Regions from separate parts of the Mus musculus genome. Here region 1 is linked to region 2. A link is a loop called in an ENCODE intact Hi-C map of the cell type or tissue named here. Cell type or tissue: left cerebral cortex. All regions are shown on one strand.

Region 1 (2,500 bases), 380 kb before region 2:
ACATTCCTGGGGCCCTTTGTTTCTTTTTCCCCACAATGACTACAGTGTGCGGCGTTCCTTATACACTTAGACAATGTGTATGTACTCAGAAAATGGGTTTGGATGAAATGGATAAACATCTGTGCATTGGAAGAGGCTGGGGAGGCCATAGAGTTTCTTATAGGCAGCTGGGTCAACACTGCCATGTTAACCAGGAAAACAAGGTTACCGTGACAGGAATGCATGGAGCCTGGGCAGCTGAGCCTACTACCATTTTTAAAAAATCTGCCGATTCCATGTCTAAGAACAACTCATGCTTCTTAAACTAAAACTTTTTTTAATGAAAAATAATAAAAACAAGCTCCTTTTTAAAATAATCTTATGTTCTGTTCTGTTTTTGTAAGCAATGTAGGGATTGAAAGACCTGTGACTATTGCTGACTGTCACCAAGTGAAATCATTGTGGGGGTCACTATCGACAGGCTGACAACTTCAGCTTTTCAATACTTAGTGCAAAAAAAAATCTATATAACCCAAAGTTTGCAATGAAACCTGTAGATGACAGTATACAAGCCAGACTTTTTATTTTTTCCACCAAAACTTCACCCTTAAATAACCACTAAGGAGTTGTGAGATTAGCTCAGGCCTAACCTGTGAAAAGCCCTGGGCCTGATCCCTAACACTATAGTAAAAAAATTAAAAACAAAACAAAGAAAAACCTGTTCACATTTATATAGCAATTTAATATTCCTTTCTATACAAGTCAGAAGTAATTCAGCTTTGCAGAACATGAAAGCATTTTCCCATTCAGAGGAAAAAGTCTGTTTCTTAAAGTGATTTAAAAATTTCACAGTTTAGTGGGCAACTAAAGCATTGAAAGGAGTCTTTGACCAAGGCTGGCCATATTACATTCTGTCAGATGCAAATGAAAGATTTTAGTGCAAAATACAAATATAAAGCAGACATTTGTTTAAGCAAACAAGCAATTTGTTCATGGATATATCTGATCCTCATTTGAAAGAGGTGCAGGCCCTGCTCAGCCATTCATGTTTGAGAACTATCAACTGTCCCTTTGTCCATTCAAATGACCTTATTGGCAACCGAGACCCAGACACCGATCTCCTCTGTGAGAAGAAACAATGCCAGCATTAGCTACAGAGATGTGCTGACAGCCAAGCCCAGAGGAAGGCCTGACATTGGAAAGATAATAGACAGATAACGGTGTTCTGTTGCCTGGATCCTGCTTTCCTCTAGGAAAGCGCTTGGTTGGGTGTAAGATGGCTGGGTGAGGTGGCCACAATCTTGTTGTACTACCCATAAGCATGCTATCCGACAGTTGTTTAAGAGGATAATGTATAGCATATTTTTAAGCAAAGACATTAGGCTTTGTATGTCTTTCTCTTGACCAGCAAGGGTTCAATTACTAAGTTTGGTTATTTTTGTTTTTAAGTCACTCGCACTGATCCTGTATGATTCGGCTTAATATAACAAGTTTATAAGCTAAAATAGACTGCTAGAATTATATGCCTTTTAGTCTCGGCTTGTAGGGAAAGAATTCTTATTATAATTCAGTACACTAGTGTGCACACACATACACTCAGGCAGATGTGCATGGACACACATTCGTATGTTTGTATCATTAAGATCTTTGGAAAAGTCTATTTAAACCAGGCTGCCCAACATTTTGGCTTTGAGACATGGTGTTTCAAAGTTCATGCTATTAATTGTGCAATGGAACTAAAAACAAAGCAAAACCTCAGCACTTCAGTAAGTTTGTGATTTTGTGTTAGGCCACATTGATAGCTAGCCTGACCTCATGTGTCACAGGCCATTAATTTTCGAAAAACAGCCTACACACTGCTAATGAATTCACAGCCTTTAGCACATTGTGCTGTCTTCATGTGCTCAAGTGGCTCGACGTGTTTCCCTGGGTTGGATAGAGCTGAGTCGGAAGCACGGACGCCCAGCATCAAATTATACTTTCTGTACCTTGCTTTTATCCACTAGGAAAGGAAAGCTGTTTTGAGAGGATAATCCAAAGGTTTGGAAGGAAAGTGGTATACGTTGTCATAGGAGATGGTGTGGAAGAAGAGCAAGGGGCAAAAAAGGTAAGCCTCCCCGGAGGATGCTGCCTGCAGCTTCAGTCCTCAATATTGGCTCCTTTTACCCATGGCAGTTTCTTACCACAGACGATGAAATGTGGAGAATTGTAAACACGGGGGGGGGGGGGGGCTGTGAAGAACCCTACAGATGTGAGTGAACTTTTCAAGTGGTAGTTGATCAGAAAAGCTAGCTTAGCATTTTGGCAATGTCCCAGAACCCAGGTGACATATACTGTCCTTATTCCTGGCATATAGGACATTGTCAGGTGACTCACATCTTGTTACCCAATCCCTCTCAAGCATCACTTTGGAAAGATGCTTGCTAACAGTCAAAGCCGGCATGCAAGATGAAATGATTTTCTGTCCCAGAGGGCATCTGCCTTGCTTGGAGTGCTGGAAAGGAGAGAGCCTTGGATATGA
Region 2 (2,500 bases):
AGCCTCTCCCTCTCTCTTTTTACCTTCTCTCCTTTCTCCCTGCCTTTCTACAATAGAGCTATAAAACCATAGACTCTCTCTGACCATCAAGGCCCGCCTTGCTTGAACGATGGGATAGGCTTTCTCCTAAGGAGCCATATCTAACCTCCGGACAGAAGACCTTCCTACACTGCAGCCACTGACCGGACTAAGGACTCTCACCTGCCTGGGAACCACCCAGTGCCGCCTCTCCCCTTGCCTTCTTCCCTTATCTCCCCGGCCACTGCCCAGGGGCCCCTATTCTGTTCTCAGCTTCTCCGCCATATCCAGTGTGGGATGTGGGAGACTGAGAACCTGGTACCTGGGGCTGCCCCTTGTCCACCACTCGCCGTGTGGGATCAGCCTCTGATGAGGTCACTTCAGGTCATAGCCTCAGTTTCTCTTGATGTATTCAGAGTAGAAAAGGCAAGTTAGCTCTGTGGCCTTTAATAAAGACAGTAATCTCATCCATTACGGTTCCAACCGTGTGATCTACTACCTTCCAAAGGCCCAATCTCCAGACTCCACAACAATGGCATTACATTTGGGACTTATGAAGTTGAGTTGAGTCAAATATTTCAACCATTGTGGTTTTGTTAGGGCAACTTTGGAGACATAATAAAAACTGATGTGGTGAATACCTACACAGAAGTAAGGGACCTAGAACACAAATAATGATCAAAAATAACAACTTCTGGAATTGTGGGGTTTATTATTAGAGACTGTTTAATAATGCTATATTTGTCAGTTTGCTTAATCCTTAAAATCTAGGTCTTCCTAGAGAATTCTGTCTTCTATCTTTTGAAGCACCTCCATAAGACAGTCGTAGTGTCTGGATTAGCTGACCTTCCCACCAGCAATGTATATGGGCTCCCTCTAAGAACTAACCCTCACTCTTATATGACAGTGTAGTTGTCTTTTCACTTGTTTTATCTCAGAAAATGTGCCCATGAGAAAGGATGGAAGTCTCTGATGTGCGAGAAACTGGGTGCTGACTCATCTTCTCCAATGAGAGCAGAACAGAAGGTGTGAGGAACGTGCGGTCCAAGGAAACTCCAGGTCTCCTTGTGCTCTTGAAATTTTGGCTTTACAAAGTTCAAATTCCTTTATTGTCACAGAATTAACCTAGTTCTGAGACAGTAGTCTTAGCAGGCTACTTCACAAACAAACGGGCAAAGAGCAGGATGTGAATGTTTCAGGGGTCCTACCAGGCAAGGTTAAACACACACGTTTTCTAGACTGAATTATGGAAGCTTACAACTAAGTGTATCAATCTGAAATAAAAGATAATAAACACTCAAAAAACTCATCCTGCAAGATAAATACTATTATGACTCACAGCCTAGAAATAAGGAAACAAGTATCTACAGTGTATAGACAACTCTACCAAAGGCATAAGCCAATTGTTCCAGTGACTTGGAGCAGCTACAGTGTTATGCTCGTTTTTGAAGTAGTTATAATAGAAGGCTTCACATATGTGCTACAGTAAAACTGATGTGTGATTTTATACAACAAAGTATATGCTTATATGAACATCAGAAGTCAGGATCCACATGTAAGCAACAGAATATGGTATTTGTCTTTCTGAGTCCATGGTATCACACTTAATGCGATACTTGCGATACTTTCCAACTCCATTTATTCTGCTACACATTTCATGTCAGTTCCCTTTACAGGTAAATAAAATACCATTGTATACATGTATGTACATTGTATATATATACACTATTGCAAAAAATGCAGCAACATGGATACACAAGAATACCTGCGGTAGGAGATCAGCTTCTTTGGTATATGCCCAGGCCTGGTACAGCTGGGTTATACAGTAGTTCTACTTTTAATTTGTTGGAATCTTCCACACAGATTTCCATGATGACTGTGCCAGTTTACACTCTTATATGCAGTGAATAAGGGAATGAGGACTTCTTGCAGAAGAAGACCCAGGTCTGGGCAAAGAAAATATAAAATGAGTCTGAAATAATTTTTGGCTTATTACAGTAAGGAAATGCTAAACGCATGGTAAAGACACATTAAAAGGATGTAGAAGCCACTTTGAGAGAACATCTGTGTCCAGATCTTAGAAATTTTGAGTCTCAAACTGAGAGTAACAGATGATTAACTAAACATTGAATATAATTGATGAGTCCACATAGATCTAAGTGAATAAATGCAGAAGTTTCTAGAGACAAAGAAGCTTTATGCACAGAATAGTCCCAAACAATAAGCAAAGGATTACAAAATTAACTTGAAACTGTCTTATTTCAAGCAACCAACATCAATGGATGCTAGAACTACTGAGTGAAAGCCAGATGAAGGATAGATATCTGTACTGTGTCAGTGTGTTCTCACACAAAGAATCCACCTACGGGGCTGCAGACATGGCACAGTGATTATAGCCTTTACAGCACTTACAGAGAACTCAGAGTCCATTCCTAACATCCATATAATGACTCAACTGTCTATCACTCCAGAGCCAGGGCAC

What was found. A loop is a pair of places that touch in the nucleus more often than their neighbours do. Peaks named below come from ENCODE experiments on the same cell type or tissue, not always from the same donor. Only the 100,000 strongest peaks of a DNase experiment are listed, where the experiment ranks them.
Region 1: it touches region 2 in a loop (2.2-fold over the local background); 2 of 42 quality-filtered maps call a loop at or near these places.

What each region holds. Positions count from the first base shown.
Region 1 is chr1:14,179,066-14,181,565 of GRCm38, reverse strand. It overlaps Eya1 (EYA transcriptional coactivator and phosphatase 1), which reads left to right. Exons shown (of 18, transcript NM_001310459.1): 17 at 1,986-2,086. Among named protein-coding and RNA genes, the nearest start is that of Eya1, 130 kb to the left of the region's middle. In left cerebral cortex, no CTCF peak of the experiment used is centred here; a DNase peak (open chromatin) is centred at 1,084.
Region 2 is chr1:13,800,612-13,803,111 of GRCm38, reverse strand. No RefSeq gene overlaps it. Among named protein-coding and RNA genes, the nearest start is that of Gm26273, 27 kb to the right of the region's middle. In left cerebral cortex, no CTCF peak of the experiment used is centred here; a DNase peak (open chromatin) is centred at 1,022.